3 separate regions of the Homo sapiens genome follow, and regions 1 and 3 are each linked to region 2. A link is a contact called in ENCODE Hi-C data. All regions are on one chromosome and are shown on one strand. The core of a region is the stretch at or near the end of the contact, and the rest is flanking DNA. Distances in the headings are between cores, read along the strand shown. Region 1 holds the start of TRAF6 (TNF receptor associated factor 6). Region 2 holds the start of EIF3M (eukaryotic translation initiation factor 3 subunit M). Region 3 holds the start of METTL15 (methyltransferase 15, mitochondrial 12S rRNA N4-cytidine).

Region 1 (2,700 bases), core at 109-2,608, 3.9 Mb before region 2:
AATCTTTTAAAAGGGGGTTGACAGAACCTGAGAACCAGTGATAAATTCTTCTTAAAAAGAGAAGCATTTTTAATGAATATTGGCAGCCAGAAAGTAGGACATATAGTATTGGTAACATTTATTGAGCCCATACTATGTCCTAGTTTTGGGTTTATTTGTTTGTTCGTTTGTTCCTTGAGACAGGGTCTCACTCTGTCACCCAGGCTGGAATGCAGTGGTGCAATCATGGCTTACTGTAGCCTTGACTGCCAGGGCTCAAGCCATCCTCCCACCTCAGCCTCCAGAGTAGCCGAGACTACAGATATGCACCACCACACCCAGGTAATTTTTAAATTTTGTGTAAAGATGGGGTCTCACTATGTTGCCCAGGCTGGTCTCAAATTCCTGGCCTCAAGTGATCCTCCTGCCTTAGCCTCCCAAAGTACTGGGATTATAGGCATGAGCCTATTTGTGCCTGGCCAGATAGTTTTAAATAATTTCTTTACATATTTTATCTCATCCTTCCAACAACCCTGTGAGGTAGATACTATTATTATCCCCATGTTAATACGAGATGAGAAAACTGAAACAAGTACAGATTAAGTATTTTACCTGAATCACACATTTATTGTAGGAAAAACCGGATTGGAACCAAGCATTCTGGCTTCAGGATACATACGCATGACTACTATCCTGGAAAACCTCCCCTAAGAGGTGGACGATGAACCAAATATGCAGAGGTGGATGAAACTCTTTTGTGCTTCTCCAGCAAAACGCGTGGTACATTCTCTAGACGTTTATGACCAGTTAAACAGGGAATTTAAAATAGTTTTCCCATGACAGAGAAAGACAAAGCGCTGGTGTTCTTGGCAGGAAATTCAAAGAAATATTTAAGGCAAGGGCTGACTCCCTTGGACCGGATGAAGGGGAAGAGCAGGTAATAATAGAGGGTTCTATGGATCGCAGAAACTTCCTGGGCAAGGAGGGTGGAGCTGGGGAGGGGTTTAAGAATTCCTGAAGGTCAAGCGATCTAGCCCAGCTGGGGTTTTCTCCTGCTTGGAGAGGGGTGCTATAAAAGCGCAGTTTGGGATTACTACTGTCGCCACTGCTCACCAAATTAAGTTATTCCGGGAGGGATCTTCTCGTCGCCATCCTCATTCCAACACACACCCATTGACACACTCGGGTTCGGCTGTGCGGTGCAACGAATTCCCAGGTGGGACACCCGAGCAGGAAGAAAGCCAGGCTGCGGGGCTGGGGGCGCCGCCCGGCCCGCGCCACAGTCCGCCTGGAGGATCACCGCCAGGGGGCACTCTCTCCGAACTCGGCCGCTCTGTCTCCTCCCCGGCGCGCTCCCTGCCCCTCGCTCCCCGCAGCCAGCAGAGAAGGCGGAAGCAGTGGCGTCCGCAGCTGGGGCTTGGCCTGCGGGCGGCCAGCGAAGGTGGCGAAGGCTCCCACTGGATCCAGAGTTTGCCGTCCAAGCAGCCTCGTCTCGGCGCGCAGTGTCTGTGTCCGTCCTCTACCAGCGCCTTGGCTGAGCGGAGTCGTGCGGTTGGTGGGGGAGCCCTGCCCTCCTGGTTCGGCCTCCCCGCGCACTAGAACGGTGAGTCTCCTTCAGGCGCCTCCTCCTGGCGGCCGCCGCCTCGCTTCCCAGCGGTCAGGGACGCCGCCCCCCGCCCCTTCGCTCTCGGCAGGTCGGGGACGCAGTCCCTGTCCCCTCGCTTCCCACCAGTCGGGGACGCCTCCCCTGTCCCTTCGCTTTTCACAGGTCAGGGACGCCGCCCCTACCCGCTTGCTTCCCACGGGTCGGGGACGCCGCCCCTGTCCTCTCGCTTCCCGCTGGTCGAGGACACCGTTCCCTGCCCCTCGCTTCCTGCAGGTCGGGACGCAGCCTCTGTCCCCACGCTTCCCACAGGTCGGGGACACCGTTCCCTGTCCCCTGACCTCTGCTCCCCAGGCCTCCTCTTCCTCGCTCATTCCACCCCCTAAAAAACCCCGCGTCGCCTTACTCAACCTCGCTCCCCTCAACTCCGCTTTTTCCCCTTCCCAGATAAGGAAATTGCCTCCTGCAGTTGTCCGCTCCTTGGAGCAAACACCTGCTTAAATTTTTAAAAAATCCTTTACGTTCCTGGCGACTCCGGCTGTCACTGTCATGGGAAAGCTATTTTTGGATTCCCTGTTGAACTCTATAGAAGTCTCAGGCAGCGAGTTTAAAAAAAAAAAAAGGCTCAGATGACACGAATGTTTTCTCCCCCGCCCCTAAACTCGGTAGTTCGAGCGATTGTTCCAGACGCCGGGTTGATAAAGCTGTTCCTAGTATTTGGCTTAAGGGGAACTCCAGCTGAGTTAGGACTGTCTTGAATGTGAACAGAAAGCACCTAAATAAAGTATTAGCAGCTTCGCTGTATGGTATTTAATTGTTTCTTTCTCTGAGAGCAGATTACTATTACTGAATGTCTTGTTACACAGGTTCCATGTAGAAACGAGAAAAACTGGTAAAGAAATTCTGTGTTGGCCTTGTGAACTTGGCCGCTATCATTTCATTCATTCTCCTTTGATTACTAGGGAAGGGAGAGGGGCTTTTCAAATTTTGAGGTTGAGTGTATAGGCAGGAACAATGTGGCCTCTTTTGTGACTCTAGGAAGGAGTCCGGCATGTGGTGGGTACAGGATCACATCAGAGTTTCAGCCTGCATGCACCACAATATTTCAGAATTGTAAC
Region 2 (2,700 bases), core at 44-2,543:
GAACTGCATTCCTACCATGGGGCGGGGGGAGGAGAGAGGGGGAACTCACTCCCGCAATTCTGTAAGTTGTCTTAGACAAGTAAACTTCCATGCGAAGTTTATGATATCCAATCATTTGGAAGTTACTTCCGTGTTAGTGGAGTAACAGAAATAAAACGACAAAGTTAGGACTTCACAGAAGAATTTTCAGCAATACAAAATTAACTTAAAGAATACGATGTCGTGTTCAACTCCTACCAAATAAGGTTAAACTTTTGTTATGGGGAAAATGAGAACCATCAGCCCTGTATACCAAAGAGCAAACGCCAAACGGGAAATTTAAAAATATCAGGATGGTCCATCAGGTGTATGCCTCACAGAATTTAAGAGCTGAACTGATACCATACTTCCGGGGTACAGAACAACTCTCACCCTCATACAAGTAGGAATAGAAAGCAAGTGTAAAATACGGGTCGTCTTCGCCTGTGATCGCACAGTAATACGGGCGTTTTGATCTTTTTTTTTTTTTTTTTTTTTGAGAGGGACTCTCGCTCTGTCGCCCAGGCTGGAGTGCAGTGGCGCGATCTTGGCTCACTGCAAACTCCGCCTCGCGGGTTCAAGCGATTCTCTTGCCTCAGCCTCGGCAGTAGCTGGGACTACAGGCGCGTGCCACCGCGCCCGGGTAATTTTTTTGTATTTTTAATAGAGACAGGGTTTCACCGTGTTAGCCAGGATGGTCTCGATCTCCTGACCTCGTGATCTGCCCGCCTCGGCGTCCCAAAGTGCTGGGATTAAAGGCGTGAGCCACCGCGCCCGGCCCGGCATTTTGATCTTTAGCACAAAATTACTTTTCCCTACCCTGCTTATGCTAACTACAGATTCACCACCTCCCACTCCGAATGTGGCTGCATTTGACGGACGGAAGCAGACATCATTCCTCATCAGTCTAAAAGTACTATGTCGTCAGAAATGAGTCCCGACGCCGACCAGGGAGCTGGCGGTGAAGCGTCGGGCCCCGCGCTGGGACCGCCGGCCGGCGAGCTGGTGCGAATCGAGGCCAGGAACGCGCGCCCCAGCCACCGGCCTCCCCATTCTCGCGTGTAGAACAGCTGCGGGTGTCAGCCCCGGCCGCCCGGCCCAGGCTCGGCAGCGGTCCCTTGCGCTACTAGGACATCCCCCACCCCACCGTGGCGGCACCCGTAGACCGAAGCACACCTGATCTTCTTCACTGATGTCGATGAAGGCCGGGACGCTCATGGTGCAGGCCCGGGCACAGCGGACACTCCACTCGCAAGACCACGCCGACCGGAAAAGGGAACTGGGCCGCGCGACGCTGCTGGCGCAACTGCTTCCGGGTCACCCTGAGCGGCGACCTGTTGGGGCGGGGCCTTGAGAGCCAATCCTATCGCGCGCTCTCGCCGCGGAATGCAGCAGGGCGTGGCAGACGCGCTCGGGCTGGCCTAGTGGGTGGGACTTACTGGGCCTCCACTCAGCGACGCTTGTCGCGGCCTCCAGTTTTCAGGCCCGTGTAGCTAACTGCATTGATGTTGCCTCCCGCTGGCGCCTCCCTAAGTCCACCTTCCCTTGAAATGTTAAGCTTGTTGGGTCTTACCAAGTATGGATGGGTTTGTGTAGACCTGAAACTCTCCTGTACTGCTGTTGGGAACATAAAATGGTGCAGTCACTTTGCAGAGGAGCGGCAGTTTCTGAAAAAGTTCAGTATCCACCCAGCATATGACCCAGCTATTCTTCTACCCAAACTGTATGTCCGTACAAAGACTTGTACAAGAATGTTCATTGCCGCTTTTAAAAAATAGCAGCTTTGGCTGGGCGCAGTGGATCTCACGCCTGTAATCCCAGCACTGTGGGAGGCCGAGGTGGGCGGATCACTTGGGGTCAGGAACTGGAGACCAGCCTGGGCAACATGGCAAAACCCCGTCTCTACTAAAAATACAAAAATTACCGGGGCATAGTGGTGCGCGCCTGTAATCCCAGCTACTCGGGAGGCTGAGGCAGGAGAATCACTTCAACCTGGGAGAAGGAGGTTGCAGTAAGCCCAGATCATGCCACTGCATTCCAGCCTGGGCGACAGAGCGAGACTCCGTCTCATAAAATAAATACACAATTCAGTAGTTTTTAGTATTTTCAGAGTTGCACAACCATCACTACTATTTAATTTTAGAACATTTTCATCACCTACAAAAGAAACTACCCATCAGCAATCACTCCCCAGACCCCCGGCCCCACCTCTCTCCAGCCCCTGGCAAACACTACATTTTGTCTCTATGAATTTGCCTTTTCTGGACATTTCATGTAAGTGGAATCACAAAATACACGGTGGCCTAAGTCAGACTTACTTCATTTAGCATAATGTTTTCAAGGTTCGTCCATGTATCCCTCCTATATTCCTATTTATTGCTTATAATATTGCATTGTTATGGATATACCACATTGTGTTGATTTGTTCATCAGTTGGTGGACACTTGGGTTGTCTCCATTTTTTGGCTATTATGAATAATGTTTCCATGAACGTTAGTGCACAAGATTTTGTGTGTACGTATATTTCTCTTAGGTATGTACCTATGAGAGGAATCAGTGGCTTATTTAGTAAATTTATGTTTAGCTTTTTCAGGAGACAGTTTCCAAAAAGTTAACACTTTATTTTCAATAGCCAAAAAAAAGGAAACAACCCAAATGTTCATCAATAGATGAATGAAGTGG
Region 3 (2,700 bases), core at 93-2,592, 4.5 Mb after region 2:
GGTGTCAAAAAAGACAAACTTTAAAACACTTCTATTCTTCACCAATGATCCATGCAATTTTACAAGCAACTGGCAAAATATGCATATTTTCAGACTGGATTAAGATATTCTCTTAATGTCACTTAATCCAGAAAGTATTTCAGAGACAAATGACTCAATTCTGAATTGCCTTGCCTGTATAGTTCAAGACAAAATTTTGTGTTAGGAATTTTCTGAAAACTTCAGTTTTCTCTCAGAAAAATGAAAATAATATTACCTACGTCTCATGGGCTGTTTTGAGAATTAACTGAGAGACCATATGTAAAGGGACTAATAAAATACCTGGGAAGTCAAAACGTAAAGTACTATACAATGAGTTCTTACTGGAAATAAAGACATCTCGATTTTATTACCAAGACCAGCAGCACACAAATAACCATTTCATTAGCTAAGATACACGTAATACAGCCAAAAATAAGTAGTAGCTTTATTGATCCTCTGTCTAGTGATCAGAAACAATAATATAACATGCATCACATACAGTACACAATACTCCCGATTTTCCTCAACAGGAAATAAATGTCCATAATACAGAGGTTTCCATATATTGTTGCATTTATAATACTCTGCATGGGTATGAGTCATCCTATTTATAAAGTGATATTGAATCCACAAAATATAAGCTCCAAGAGGGAAGAGTTTGATTCCATTGCATACTATTGTGTCTAAAATCTAAATAATTGCTAAATGGATACAATAACAGTAATATATAGAACAATGAAATTCAGATACTGTTATTAAAAACACCCTGCCAAATAAAGTTATTTTAGCAAACGTATTTCCGATTTGTTCCAGGTATTTTCTCTCTTTTTAAAGTGTCTATGCTGAAATAATATCTATAACCTGGGACTTAAAAAAAATCACTTCACCTAATAATAAACCAAGCCAAAATCTTTAAATTTATTTTGTTATGCCATCATTAGACAGAGAATGTAAAAAGTAACCAAACAGAAAATAGTTTCACGGTCAGTACTAATGGGAGTAGGCCTGGAAGTCCTGAGAAATGAAGCCTGAGGCCTCAACCCAAAAGATCTCCAATTAATTCAGGTGAAGAGACCCCACATTTTGGCCCATATTAATGTGTCTGGAAGAAACAGGTCCCTACAACTTCTTGGAGGCCTCACTACTCAGAGAAAAGAAAATAAACACCCAGAACCCATTAATCCACACCCAAACTCCACCTCTCCCCCTAGCAGAGGGCATAGGCCAACCCCTGCCCGCAGCAGTCTCACTCACACCCTTAACTCTGGGACCGGGCCCTGCACCCGCCGGTCTACAGGAGGCCTGGTGATCTCAAGTGGCTGCCTCCCACCAGCAGCTCCGGCCTAGCCCCGCCCACTTTGGCCACCGCCTCCGGAAACGGCCGCGCGCGTTGCCACGGTGACGAGCAAGCAAAGAGCTTCCCCTGCGCAGCCAGGCTGAGCTTCTTGGCGCCAAGCTGCCGCGAGCCGTGACAGCGTCCGACGTGATGACATCACGCGAGCGGCAGCCAATGAAACGAAGCGCTGAGGAAAGTGGCTTGGGTTTGAATATTGTGGTTGAGTCTGAAGCGCTGGGAGGCGGACATTAAAGTGAAGTGGTTGCGGTAACCTGGCCTGGGCCTGAAGTGAGTGAGAGGCACATGAAGGTAAAACTGGACTCTGGGACGCTCCTTTTGGTGACTTGTATTATTGGGAACGGAGGGTCCTGCCGCTTCAGGTCTAGAAGACCAGGTGGGCTTCTTGACAAACACAGAAGCGTTGAGGGGTGGGGGATCAGGGTACCTGGGGAGAAAGTGAAAGGAAAAAGGGATTCGAGAACCTGCTAAGAGCACAGCTCTGCTTGACCGTAATCCTCGACTGCTCAGCTGGAAGGGCAGGGATCTCCTTAAGTCCTGAGAGGAAGTCTTAAGTTTTAAAGGGCATCTTGGCCCCTTTCCCAGACTGGCAGAGAACTTTAACTGCCCAGCACCTTGTAGTGTCAGCTTTTTTCCGGACTCCAAATTGGGAGTGTTTTGTTTCAGACTCACATATAAGCGTACCCAGGGGCTTACCTATCAAACGAGGAGCTTTTGTTCATCACTGCATAAAATTTTTGTCTGAAGAGCTTTAACTGTTAGTCTTGCACTGGTCAATCGGGAACCCCTCCTGAGCCCCAGTTGTAGGTAGCATCGAGATAAAAGCCGCTCTGACTGCCTAACGGGATTGCCGAGGATCAGATGAGGTACGGAAGAGATACTGTTTGGCAAATGCTCTGCAGATGAAATTAAACTGTAAACATTTAGAATCAGTCCTATAGTCTGTTCTTGGTTTCCGCAGGACTTTTTTTTTTTTTTAGGAGCTCATTAGTCACTCAGTTACAGAGAAGCCAAGACTGACTGCTGTTTATTATATGAGAAGAGAGTATTTGACCAGAATGAACTGATTTTGTGGTATAATATATAGTTTAGATTATGGATAATTAGGTAGAAATTTAGGCACTCTACAGATTTTAATTTTTAGTGTCATTCCACCACGTCTAGCCTCCTGTTTCGTTTTTGTAAGGTTTTTATAAACTTTGATGCTAGAGAATGTGATATCCAATGACTAGATAGTGCTTCTTATTAAGTTCATAGTTTGTAAGAACTATTTCAATAAACAAAGATTATCTACAAAGCACAATCACAAAGAAAAAAACTTAAAA

What was found. Hi-C counts contacts between places; a loop is a spot of excess contacts on that map. Pooled maps may share reads with other maps.
Region 1: a map of B cell shows a loop between it and region 2 (10-fold over the local background). The contact joins the promoter of TRAF6 here to the promoter of EIF3M in region 2. A Hi-C loop is called at or near these places in 2 of 168 maps with a recorded cell type or tissue (B cell and naive thymus-derived CD4-positive, alpha-beta T cell) and 11 of 50 pooled maps.
Region 3: a map of B cell shows a loop between it and region 2 (11-fold over the local background). The contact joins the promoter of METTL15 here to the promoter of EIF3M in region 2. A Hi-C loop is called at or near these places in 5 of 168 maps with a recorded cell type or tissue (B cell, CD4-positive, alpha-beta memory T cell, OCI-LY7 and 1 more) and 12 of 50 pooled maps.

Annotation. Positions count from the first base shown.
Region 1 is chr11:36,508,930-36,511,629 of GRCh38, reverse strand. TRAF6 (TNF receptor associated factor 6) reads left to right here and starts at 1,358. Exons shown (of 7, transcript NM_004620.4): 1 at 1,358-1,582. It also overlaps a transcript of RAG1 not described here. RefSeq lists an enhancer at 1,490-1,539.
Region 2 is chr11:32,582,424-32,585,123 of GRCh38, reverse strand. It overlaps EIF3M (eukaryotic translation initiation factor 3 subunit M), which reads right to left and starts at 1,293. Exons shown (of 11, transcript NM_006360.6): 1 at 1,195-1,293. The coding sequence starts at 1,236. RefSeq lists enhancers at 1,138-1,287, 930-1,582 and a silencer at 1,448-1,507.
Region 3 is chr11:28,107,030-28,109,729 of GRCh38, reverse strand. METTL15 (methyltransferase 15, mitochondrial 12S rRNA N4-cytidine) reads right to left here and starts at 1,342. Exons shown (of 7, transcript NM_001113528.2): 1 at 1,278-1,342. KIF18A (kinesin family member 18A) reads left to right here and starts at 1,574. Exons shown (of 17, transcript NM_031217.4): 1 at 1,574-1,666. RefSeq lists enhancers at 1,047-1,126, 1,313-1,836, 2,037-2,296, 1,837-2,361.